Regions from separate parts of the Homo sapiens genome. Here region 2 is linked to region 1. The links are chromatin loops, found by intact Hi-C in ENCODE. Cell type or tissue: PC-9. All regions are shown on one strand. Each heading gives the region's core, and the rest is flanking DNA. Links, peaks and the distances in the headings are about the cores only.

What was found. Peaks named below come from ENCODE experiments on the same cell type or tissue, not always from the same donor. Only the 100,000 strongest peaks of a DNase experiment are listed, where the experiment ranks them.
Region 2: it touches region 1 in a loop (9-fold over the local background); 1 of 110 quality-filtered maps calls a loop at or near these places.

The regions. Positions count from the first base shown.
Region 1 is chr20:23,885,566-23,893,394 of GRCh38, reverse strand. No RefSeq gene overlaps it. Among named protein-coding and RNA genes, the nearest start is that of CST5, 9.7 kb to the right of the region's middle. RefSeq lists an enhancer at 3,340-3,840. In PC-9, for the core only: CTCF peaks have their summits at 3,272 (motif pointing left) and 3,472 (motif pointing left); a DNase peak (open chromatin) is centred at 3,504.
Region 2 is chr20:25,063,385-25,068,494 of GRCh38, reverse strand. It overlaps LOC124904882 (a long non-coding RNA gene), which reads left to right and starts at 1,898. Exons shown (of 2, transcript XR_007067555.1): 1 at 1,898-1,974. In PC-9, for the core only: a CTCF peak has its summit at 2,564; a DNase peak (open chromatin) is centred at 2,524.

The DNA of each region.
Region 1 (7,829 bases), core at 1,379-6,378:
TACATCAAGGGAGCACCCCTGTGGGACAAAAGAATCTCAAGAGCAGCCATTGAGTCCCAGATCTTCTGTCTGACACAGCTTAGCCAAATGAGAAGGAAACAGAAAAACAATTCTGGTAATATAACAAAATAAGGTTATTTAACACCCCTAAAAGATTACACCAGCTCACCAGCCATGCATCCAAACCAACAAGAGATCTCTGAATTGCCAGAAAAGGAATTCAGAAGGTCAATTATTAAACCAACCAAGGGGGCACCAGAGAAAGGTGAAGTCCAACTTAAAGAAATAAAAAAAAAAAAGATGCAGCATATGAATAGAAAAATCTCCAGTGAAAATAAATAAATAAATAAAATACAATCACAACTTTTGGAAATCAAGGACACACTTAGAGAAATGCAAAATCCACTGCAAAGTCTCAGCAATAGAATCAAACGAGTAGAAGAAATAACTTCTGAGCTTGAAGACAAAGTTTTCAAATTAACTCAGTCCAACAATGACGAAGAAAAAATAATGTAAAAATAAACAAAGCCCCCAGCAAATTTGGGATTATGATAGATGACCAAACTTAAGAATAATTGGTGTTCCTGAAGAAGAAGAGAAACCTAAAAGTTTGAAAACATTTTATCCATCTTTGGGCAGTCAAGTATTCCTGGACAGTGTACCTGGGTGATCACTCACACTTCTCATCCACTCACTTATCAAGTTCACCAAAGTACCAAGAGGATCATTTTGCCCTGAACCCGCTTGGAACTGCTCGGGTGCCAGTACACGGCTTCTGGTTGCATTTCTTACCCAATTCCTTGTTCAGTGGAAGAGAATGAGCTTTGTAGCACCTGTGATACGTTTTCACTTCTACCTTATTTTACTTTCCGGGCTCTAGGCTGATGATTACATTTTCCGTCTCTCTCATTTCCTTTTTGTGCATTTTATATTTGGGGATGATTTTTCAAATTACACAAAGCAATTTTCTTTTTGTTCCTGGCAACTTCTATGAAATATTTTTCTTTTAATTATTCAAGAGAATTTCTCCATAAATTAATGTTTCTAAATAAAGACATAAAAGTTTTTCAGACTTTTCATAAAATGGTCTTAATTTCATCACTCCCACTGTCTTTGTTGAGTATACATTTTATGCTAGAAACAAAATCTGGTGCTGGAGAAATGAAAGCGAAAGAGCCAAGCCCTCCATCCTCAGTGAATGTTCGGTGTAGAATTTTGGGTGGTAGACAGGCAAGTGGAAATCAGATGAGAGAATATGGCATTGGAGAATACAGAGAAGGACACCAAACCCACAGAGAGGGCTGGGGGAGAAGGACAAGCTGCCCACATCCCTTGATTGGTTCTCACTGCCTCAGAACTTACCAGCCCACATTCCAATTCCCAGCATCCCCACAAATTTACCTGTGCAAACATTTGAGAAAGAATTATGTGAGCCTGGACAGTTCTGTGTCTGGAGAACATCAGAGTCCAGTTACCCTAGAGGCCGGGCTATGTCATGGGCAAAAGCAAGAGTGCAGCCACAGACAGCAAGATGCCAATGCTTCATGTGGCAGGGGATATGGGTTTCTAAACATTTTAGAACCAGAGAAACAAAATCTGAGGGTGGAGACCAGCAAAGCAGTGAAGACTTCACAGTGGATGTCCACATCAGACCTCTGTAGGGAAGATCCAGCAATGTGGGAGCTGAGAAATAAAGTGAGTCTTCTCTTTCATTGATTGTAGATAGTTCTGAGAAGAGAAAGCAGATTCTCACACCCTTCTATCATGTTTCAAAGCCAATTACCACCTTTTTTCTATAAAATATAGAATTAGCATGACTATGTAATCACATGAGGTTTATAAAGGGTGTGGCACAATGTCCAATGCAGAACAGCTACTGACAGACACCTGGCAGTGATGCTGAAGATGATGATGGAGATGAGAATGGTATGCTGGAGATGAAAATGGTGATGGTGATGATGGTTTTGAAGGTGATGATGATGGTATGGTGGTAATGCTGGTAATGGTAATGATGGTGATGGTGTTGATGATGATAGCGGTGCTCATGATGAGTATAATGATGGTGAGTATACTGATGGTGATGGTGGTAGTGGTGATGGTGATGTTGATGACAGCAGTAATGTTGGTATTGATAATGGTGATGTGATTGTGATAATAGTGATGATGGTGGTGGTGGTGGTGGTTATAATGGTGGTGATGATGGTAGCTCTTGTAATGATAATAGTGGTGATGGTAATAGTGGTGAAGTTGGTGATAGTGATGGTAGTAATAGTGGTGGTGGTGATGGTGATGACGGCAGAGACGGTCGTATTGATAATGATGATGATGGTGGTGATGATAGTGATGATGATGGTGATAATGGTGATGGTGGTAAAGATGGTAGTGATGGTGGGGATTATGGTGGTACTGGTTTTGATGGTGATGGTCTTGGTGGTGGCAGTAATGGTGACGGTGATGATAATAGTGATGGTGATGGTAGTGATGATTATGGTGAGGGTGGTGATGATGGTGATGACCATGATGTTGAGGTTATGGTGATGGTGATCATGGTGGTGATGGTGATGGTGATGATGCTGGTGATGATGATGGTGATCATGGGGGTGGTATCAATGGTGATAGTGGTAAAGATAATGGTGATGGTGGTAGTGATGATTGTGGGGATGGTGGAGGTGATGCTGGTGATAGTGATGGTGGTTATGGAAGTGGCAATAGTTGTGAAGATTATGGTGATATTGATGATATAGTGGTGATGGTGGTGATATGATATTTGATGTGAAAAGATAAAGCTCTTTGATGCAGAATATAAGCACGAGGCCAGAGCAGGTATCATTAAGGGTTTTCCTCTGTTTGCAGGCTCATCAGATCTGGACTCAGGTGAAACTTGTCCTCAGACACCTTGCCTTGGATGGGAAACTGTTTTTCATTAATGGATCATGTGTTCTTCTTAACCACAGCAGCAAACGTGGTTTTTCCATGGTATTCACGCCTCCAACTGACTAAGATGACCATGAAAAAGAAGGAGATGGGTAGTTTGAGAAAGGGGCAGGGAGCAAGAGAGACAGCACCAGGAAAGGGGTGAGGAGGCAGAGTGGAAGAGAAGATAGAAACCAGACTTGTCCACAGGGTGTCCACACGTTCATTGTCACCTGCCTTCAGAATGTCCCTGTCTTCTGAGAGAGTCACTTCTGGGCCTGTCTCTCCTTTCTGGAAAGATCCAGCAGGGGCCCTGGGGAGAGCTGCAGGAACAGGAGGCTGTGCCATCTACTGGCCATTGCTCTGTTCAATAAAACCCCACATGCCCAGGTAGCCCAGGGCAGCGAGGACAGAACCAAGCCGACGGGCCTCTGCAGAACCCGTACGGCACTCAGGGAGTGCTTAGTTTGCAAAACCCCTTTCTCCAAGGCAGATGCTATGACAACCCCAGGGTTACCTTCAGAGACTGCTCCCCAGGGTGAGGCTCGAGTAGAGGCACCCGAAGGGCTGGTCATCCGTGGGTGAATGCTTCCCTCTGGTGGTCACTGTGGTGAAGTGGAGCATGCAGAACCCAGAGGTTCTCTGCAACCTCATGAACTGAGCAGGAGTTACAGGGCAGGTGGCTGCAGGCACAGGAATTGCCCTGTAGCTTTGTGGTTTATCTGCCACATCTGGGCATTCTCTTTGTGATGTGTTCATCTTCACAAGTGATGTTTCAGCATATCGTCCCCTCCTTTATCATGGGGTGAGGAGGTTGCCAACTCTGCAAGCCTCTTCCCACTTAGTTCCCCTCAGACACACTCCATCTCTCAGGGCCCAAAAGCTCACCATTCCTGCCAACTCTGACACAGCTCAGGCATCATTCTCAGATACATTCAATGCCATGAATGGCAGACTTAGCTGGGCATAGTGGCACGCACCTGTAGTCCCAGCTACTCAGGAGGCTGAGGAAGAATCACTTGAACCCAGGACGCTGAGGAAGAATCACTTGAACCCAGAAGGCGGAGGTTGCAGTGAGCCAAGATCGTGCCACTGCACTGAAGCCTGGTGATAGAGTGAGACTCCATTTAAAAAAAAAAAAGGCTAATGTTTTCTTTTTCCAAATATGACTGGCAAATAGGTACTTAAAACATTTTATAATAAAAAGCCATTGTGGTGCCATATTCATAATGAAGTCCATCAGCAAAAGGAAGAAGACCCTCCCCTGCACTCTAATGAAATCTGGCCCCTCTAGGCTGGGCACAGGGGTTGACATTTTAGATCCACAGTCTGGCATGTATGATGTCCCAAGAATCTCCTGAGGACAGCTCTCGGTTCCTTCCTGAGAGGTGACCATCTGCTCATCCTCATGTCTCCTCTAGTTCAGTAATTTTCATGGCACGTGCTCAGACCAGGGCTGGAGTTCTGTTCTTTCCTCCCCACTATGCCCTCACCCCAGCCCTCAGCAAGTCCTGTCTCGCTGCCTCTCACAGACATCCTGAGTCTCCTGTGCTCCACCTCCCGACCACTGCACGGGCCCAGGTCACTGTCCTCCCTTTCCTGGGTGACTGCAATGTCCTCCTGACTGTTCTCCACCCTCCCATTCTCACCGACTAGAAGCCTGTTCCTTCCTTGAGGCCATGCCAGCCTTCTAATAACATATAAGGTGTCATGTCATAGTCCCGGTAAAACCTTTCAAAGGCTTCTCATTAGAGTTGGAATAAAGTATATTCAGCATGATGCATATGGCCTGGCAGGAACTGACATCTGCTCATCCCCAGACCCAGTCTCTGTATCTCTCCTGCCTGCTGGTCCTTGATGATCAATTCAGGAGCTTCCACAGGTTAAGATCATTTTCTCCTCAGGGTAAGTTCATGCTGCTTTTTGGCCAGAAAATCCCCACCCTTGGGTTTCTGCAGCTGGCTGCTTCTCCTCCTGCAGAGTGCAGCTCCCATGTCACATCCCCAGAGTGGTCTTTCCAGGTCACTCTTTCTAGGTTAGGATATCATTTGGCTACAAGCTGGGTAGAGGCAATACTGTATTCGTCCCATTATCTGTAAAGTGCCTATGAACAATCCCTGGACCATAGAAGACTCTGAATATACATATTGGATGAAATGCCTTTATGGACGTATCAGAGACTTTCTCAGTGGCAATGAGATAATGTCATGTGAACATCTTACCGGCAGCATCTGTGAGGTTGTGTTAACTCTACAACTATTTGTTATAACTATCATTTCAATGGCAAGAGTTAAGATGACCTTTGGATCTTTTGAAAAATGACAAAAGCTTGGGATCAAATATCAAAATGCAACTAGGGAAGGATAAGAAATCACCCTAGGGAGGGTGGCAGGAAGCACAGGGTGTCCCAGAGACAGTGTCCTGGAACCCAGCCAGCAGAGCTTCCACCAGCAACACTGTCACCCTTTCTCCAGGGCTTCTCTGTGCCGAGCAGTTCAGTAAGGACCTGGTATGCATTGTCATTTTGTTCTTCACATATCTGCAAATAGAGAAGTGTACTCTTGCTGATGAGAAAATAATTCTTGACATACAGCAGGCACACCATACCTCTCTTTTGACTGAACGCACACATGTATCCAAGGTCCTCCCTTACGGAGAAGACATCACTGGAGAGCTCCAAGATCCCAGACAGGGCTCAGCTATGATGACATCACAGTGTGGGGTCCTGTGCACTTGCATCAGACTCTGCCTTGACACTTTTTGTTGCAGGTTCCTCATCTGCAAAATATGGAAACACATTTCATAAAGATTGTTGGAGGATCCATTAATTCACTCAACTAATTCCTTACTGAACCCTGTGCTAGGGCTGGGACCACAGCATTGAGCAAGTAGACAGTGTGCCCGTGTCTAGAACACAGGAAGCACATAGAGAGGCACAGATATGGTTGATAAAAAGCTTTTACTTTCCTTCCTGGCCTGGGAGTCTCATGAATAGAGGATGCCTTGGAGTAGGGTGTGATCAAAGGTAGACAGCAGAGGAGGTAAAGTGGGACCATCTCCAGTGCATTGCTACCCTAGGAAGAATCTACAGTGTTGCTGAGCTCCTGACAATGATAACAAATACTGCAGGGCAAACTCAGAGACCCTAGAGAAGGGCAATGGGGTGCTCTAGGGGGATGCAGGAGCTGCTGAATGGGGATAAGCCAGGCTCATCATGGGACCAGTAGTGGGCAGCTGGACAGCTTTCAGACTCCTGAGGAGGGATTGATGCCTGGCCATTTGTCCAAGTACATGCATACACACAGTCACACACAAATACACACAGTTTCACACACAGAGAGAATAACACACATACACAGAGTCTCTCACACACACACATAGAATCACACACCCAATCACACACATACATGCAGTCACACACACATGGTCTTGTACAAAGGTGGATTACTATGAAGGAAACCTGCTGAATAAGTATTTTCCTGCATTGAATTTCCTTAAAAGCACAAAACTATGTTCATGGCAAAATCTGGAAGAGCTAGATGCAGACTGAAACAGATCTAAAACTGCATTTTGCAAACTGCTGCACGCAGCACAAATGCAGCTGTAAAAGTTAATGTGCGCTCCTAACTACATTTTTAAAAATTCCTTCAACAAACATTGAAATTATTTTGTATACCAAAGCCTCCTTTTGGAACTATCAATGCACATTATAATATTCATTAAAACTCATAAAATGCCTGCAGTAAGCCACCTGATTTTTTATCTTCAAACTTTAATCAATTATTCTGAAATTCCTACACTTTGATTTTTGAGGGGAATGGCTAACACCTATCAGCTACCTTCAGAAAGAGTGTCCTGTGGAAATAAATTAAGAAACATTCATCTGTAATATTGTTTCACTTTCTGTAAATTCTAGTATTGAGGAAGTTAAGTAAATATAGCCATCCATTGGTATCCATGAGGGATTGGTTCCAGGACCTCCCTCTTATACCAAAATCCATGGATACTGAAGTCCCTCATATAAAATGGTGTAACATGCATATAACCCATGCACATCCTCCTGTATACTGTAAATCATCTCTAGGTTACTCATAATTCCTCAGACAATGTAAATGCTATGTGCATACTTGTTATGCTGTATAGCTTAGGGAACAATGGCAAGATAAAAGTCTGTCCATGTTCAGTGCAGATGCATTTGTTAAAAAATATTTTTTATCTGAACTTGGTTGAATCCAAAAAGGTGGAACTCAAGGATACAGAGGCTGACTGCATGATGATGGCAATTGATGGGATCCAAGTTTTTAACTGTCAAAGAAAGCAGCCACAGCTTTGGAAAGGGAAGAACCAGAATGAATCTCACAGGGTTGGAAATGAGGTCAATATTAACTTATGGTTTATAACGTATAGACAGATAATGTAGAAATAAATATCAACATGTGAGTATGTTCAGGTGTGGATTTCGTAGCTCTGTCCCACTGAGGAGGCCTGGAACAAGGCTCCTCACCCTCCCCACTGTGGACATTTTGGGCCTAATCACTCTATCTTTGGGAGCTGTGCTGTGAAATTGCCTGATGTTTATCAGCATCCAAGACCTCTATCCCCAAAATGACAGCAGCACCTCCTCCCGAGTAGTGACAACCAAAAATGTCCCCAGACACTACCAAGTGTGCTCTGGGAAGCATATTTGGTGCCTCCTGCCACAGGTTGAGAAGCACAGACCGAGGACTCATGGCCATCCAGGAGCAATGAGCACAGGTTGCACTTGGGCCTTGCTTTCTAAATTCACCGCAGATTCTAGCCACTGATTCTAAGGTTGGCTCAGAAAAGTGAAAGATAAATCTGCAACTTCTTGTTACATCAGAAAGTAAAAATAGACTCAAATAATGATGAAAACATCTCATAAGAATGCAGGAAGC
Region 2 (5,110 bases), core at 1-5,000, 1.2 Mb before region 1:
AAGTAATCCTGAAGTAATAGGGTGAAAAGCCTATAGTTTTTGTTTGTCTGAAAATGTATTTTGTGCTTGTTCTTGAAAGATGATTTCACTAACTACACTATTCAAAGTTGACAATTATTTTCCTGAAATACTTTAAAGATTTTACTCAGCTGTCAGCTGTCAGTCTAAACACCATTCCTGTGTAGGTAATCTATCTTCACTCTCTGGCTCTTTAAAGACCTGCTGCTGATCTTTGGTTTGTGACAGTTTCACAATCATGTGTAGAGGTGCCGCTTTCATTTTTATTTAGCTTGATTGGAATTTGTGTACTTCCTGAGCCTGAGTATTGTCTTTCATTAATTCTAGAAGTGTTGCAGCTTTTAATTCATTGAATATTTCCTCGCCCCTTCTCTCCTTCTAAAACTCCAAATGTGTGTGCCCGCATGTGCGTGTGTGTGGTGTGTGTGCATGTGGTGTGTGTGTGCACCTGTGGTATATGTGTGGTGTGTGCATGTGTTTGGTGTGTGTGGTGTGGTGTGTGTGTGCACACGTGTGTGTGGTGTGCGCATGGGCATATGTAATGTGTGTGTGCGTGTGTGTGCGTGTTTGCTCACAAGTTGTGCACGTCTGTGTGGTGTATGTGCGTGCATGTGTGTGTGAGCATGCGCATGTGTGGTATTTGGTGTGTGTGCATGTGTGTGCATGTGTGCGGTGTGTGCATGTGTGTATGTGTGGTGGTGTGTGTGTGCGTGTGTGTGTGGGTGTGTGCCTGTGTGTGGTTTGTGTGCATATGGTGTAGTTGTGTGGGAGTGTGTGTGGTGTGTGCATGTGTGTGTGGTGTATGTGTGTGTGGGCACATGTGTGGTATGTGTGAGTGCATATGTGTGGTGTGTGTGAAGTGTGTGTGTGGTATGTGTAATGTGTGTGTGGTGTTTGTGCATGTGTGTGTTAGTGGTGTGTGCAGGTGCGTGTGTGTGGTATTTGTGACCACGTGTGTGTGTTGTGTTGTGTGTGTGTGCTGTGTGTATGTGGTGCGTGGGGTGTGTGTGTGTTGTGTGTCTATGTGTGAATGTGTGTGGTGTGGGTGTGCATGTGTGTGGCGTGTGTTTGTGATGTGTGCGTGTGTGTGGTGTGTGCATTATGTGTAGTGTGTGTGGTGTGTGTGTGCGAGTGTGTGTGGTGTGGTTGTGTAGGGGTGTGTGTGGTGTGTGGTGTGTGTGCGTGCTGTGTGGTTGTGTGTGGTGTGTGTGGTGTGTGCGTGTGTGTGGTGTGTGTGTGGTGTGGTGCCTATGTGTGGTGTGTGCATGTGCATGACGTGTGTGTGGTGTGTGTGTGTGGTGTGGGGGGGTGTGAGGGTGTGTTTGTGCTGTGTATGGTGTGTGTGTGTGGTGTGTGTGTGTGGTGTGTGTGTGTAGTGTATGTGTGTCTATCCCATGCCCCATGTCTTGCATCCTCTTTTCTAAATTTTCTTTCTTTTTTACTCTATGCTACAATTTCTATTTAATGGGAAAATTTAATTAATTCAGTTATTACTGATATGATGTATGGACATATCTCTTGATCTTATTTTATATTTCCCAACTTGCCATCCTTGCTTGTTCCTTCCCCACTCCACCCTTTCCTGTTTTGTTTTATTAAAATTGACCAACTTTTCTTCCATTTCTTTCACCAATGGTTTGGAAATCACATACTCTTTTTAGTTTTCTAATAATTATACATAAAATTTAAACATACCTAATAAACATGTTTCTATCACTATGTAGAGTTAGCCTGCATTTATATCATTCCTCCATCCAGACAAAAACTTTGGCTGGACAAAAATGGCTTTACTTTACTTCTACTTCTCCCTGGTCCCCAGCCAAAAAACCTGACGCTTTCCCCAGAGCACCTTCGCAGTGCTCCCAGCTGCCCTCTCAAGCCACTTCCCAGGTCTGGCTGCCATTGTCAGACGCCACTGGACCGGAAATCTACCAAAACGTCAATGCCTGCTTGCACGTAAGTCCAGGATAAAGTTAATTCTAGTTAAACTAATATGAAAAGAAAACCACAAGGGGTGTTCCTGACTATATCCCTCAGTTATAGTTTCTGCCTTGAATTCTAACCCATTTGCCTGCTACCTGCCAGGGGCTCCTCCTCAGAATTTCTCTTCCACCAAGGGATTTGTGTTTTCCCAATTTATCAGACTTTTAAAGGAATCTATCTGTCTATCTATCATCTATCTATCTATCTATCTATCTATCTATCTATCTATCTATCATCTATCTATCTATCATCTATACACTTCCTGTACCCAGTCCGTCTTGATGGAGTATGTATCTTTGCGAGGGCGAACAGATTTCTCATATCCTCATCCAGAATTCCCCGAGTTCAGGACTATCACACTGTCTTGGCCATAGTCAATCTGTGTTGATTAATTTACTAAGGAGACAAAGGTTATTCTGAGAGGGCTCATTATTAGGGAAATGCTCCTGGGCTTCCTTTGATGGCGATATGATCTTAAGGAATGCGTGAGTTCTTCTGGTTGGCTTGTCCTGTGGAAGATTTGACAGATTGCTTAGATAGGCTGGAAAGCAGCATCAGTTACAGAGCCAGGGGGCAGTGTTGGCCAGCTTTACAATTTCTCAACATTCAGCCCGGTAAGAAATTTGACTAATGCTATTAGTTCCTCATCAATAGATACACATCCTCTTGGGTCCTCGCTGGTGTTTTCAGGGCTGGGGCCATGTTTCATCTCTCTTTGGGACCCACAGAAACTGGTCTCTGGGAAAGCCATGTCCAGCCCTAGCGATCAGCACCTTTGCAGACTAATTCCTCCCCTGCCTGTGGTCTCTGCTCAAAGCTGTGACTGCATCATAAACCTTCACACCTGAGTTTGAGCTGAGAGGCTGGGAAGCCCAAGAAGTTCCTGAGGCGGTAGGCAGAGATGCGATGGCAGTTTTAGTGACCTTTGCCTTCTCAGGACAGAGCAAAGGGGCCGACAGCTCAGATCTAGCCAAAGGCTGTTCCCTGGTTTCCCTCTCCCCCTTGTAGCCTCTTATCATGGAGGGATCAAGAAACCAGGTGATTGCTGCAAAACAAGCAACCGAGCAATATCTGCGTGATGACTCAAGCAGTGCACCTGGCTCCAAGACCACTCAGGGGACAGGGTGGGCTACCAGCAGGCATCAGGACCCCTGGCCCTCCATGTGTGTGGGGACTGGTTCAGGCTTCTGCTGGACGATGAAACTACAGGACAAAGCCATGAGGGCAGGTGGCCCCTGGTCTTTCAGGCACAGTGGAAACCCTGCTGCTGCCGGTGCCTCTGCCTGGGTGTGGGAGTCTGTTTCTCTGAGCACAGTGTTGAACTTGGGACTATCCCTTTTGTCCTCTGGACTATAAGCCTCCTCCTCTAAGGTCCACATTCTAGTTGTCACTCAAATTCAAACTAAAGCAAACGCCGAGTTCTAGCTGAGGATCCATTTCCTAGCTTCACCTCTCAATTTTTAGTTTTATGCAAGTCAAAATCTAAACCTTCCCAGCCAGAGCTGGCTGCCATTCTCAGAAGCTACTGGACTGGAAATCTACCAAAATGTCAATGCCTGCTTGCACTTAAGTCCAAGATAAAGTTAATTCTAGTTGAACTAACATGAAAAGAAAACCACAAAGGGTGTTCCTGTCTATATCCCTCAGACATGGGCTTGGGTGGCTATGTCTCTGCTCCAGCCCTAAAGTAGTGTGAGAAACAGCGGTTGTCCCTGGCCCAGAGTGACGGCTGATGGGGATGGGGCAGTTGTGAGACAAAGAAGACATTGAACGGAAGGAAGGAGGGCAGGAGTTCTCCAGAGCCAGAGTCCGGTGGTCCTTAGGGAAATCTGTGGAGGGCCCCACACTGGCAGAGGCTGTGATTTTGGGAAAGGAGTAGAAACTCTGGCTATTAAGTCTGGCATGTTCTTAATGGGACTCATACACCTCTTGGAATTTTAGAGCTCAAGGATTCAGAATTTGGATCTCATTGGTTCATTTTGCAGATGAGAAAACTGAGGCCTAGAGATGTCAGGGGCCTTGCCACATGGCAGGTTGGAGGCAGAACAGAGGGCAGAAGCCAGGAGGGGTTCTAGGCCTCTCCCTTGGCTCCCTGTCTAGTGCTATCTGTACACTCAGGAGCTCCATGAAGGAGGAAGCCATTTTTGATCCACACAGGAGGCAGGACAGTGGCCACAGCTCAAAGTTCTCAGAGCTTTGCCCTTGGAGTGACCCCAAGATGTCCCTGTGATCTCAGAGACTTACAGCTCTCAAATAGCACTAAAAGTGACGCCTGGCCTTGAGCGAGAGAAGGCAGTGCAGCTACCACAGTAGGGGAACCCCAGGAGAGGCAGCTTGGGAATGGGGAAGGGCATTGGCATGTGGGGGCAATTGCTGTGCCCCCCTTGGCCCTGCAGGCCTGGCAGTTAGGGACTGTTCTCCCAGGTGTAATGATTTTCATGGTGTCTTCCTTGAACACTGAGGGCTGCAAGGGGTCTTGTGGGGAAGTCTGTTCTATGGGTGGTTGATGGATGATGTCCCCAGCCGTGCATGCTCATGGATGGCTGGGGTGAGTGATTAAGAGTTACCAGGATTTGGTGCTGCTGGAATTGAGTTACCATGTCGCTCATGCTGACCAGGAGCTGCCCCACCACAGAGCCCAACTGTTCTGCCTCCTGCACCGCCCTCAGAGCATCAGAGAGCATAGCTGCCTGGCCGGGTATCCCGCAGCCCCAGGAAGGACGCCAGGCAGTTGCTGGATTGCACTCCCACTTCCCAGCTCTTCTTGCGCTTGTGGCCACCCTCTCTCGTCCTGTGCTTCGCTGTGTGTTGTTGGGTTGACCCCGCAGGGTCAGGGGCGCACTGCACTTCTGCAGGGCTTTGTGCACAGTGCCACAGTGCATGAGGCTATGGTGTGTTGCAGCCATATGGGATCCTCAAGCCCCCTGCTGAAGCAGATGTATGCGCAGACTCCACATACCTCATCCTCACCCGGAGTTCATGGGGACATCGAGAAATAGGAGCCAGAAGGGAAGGGAGCCCTGTCACCTTGTGAAGCTGCCACCATGGCAGCCCTAGAGATATAGCTGAGAAAGCTCCTCATTTTTTCTTACTCAATTTTTTTTCTCAT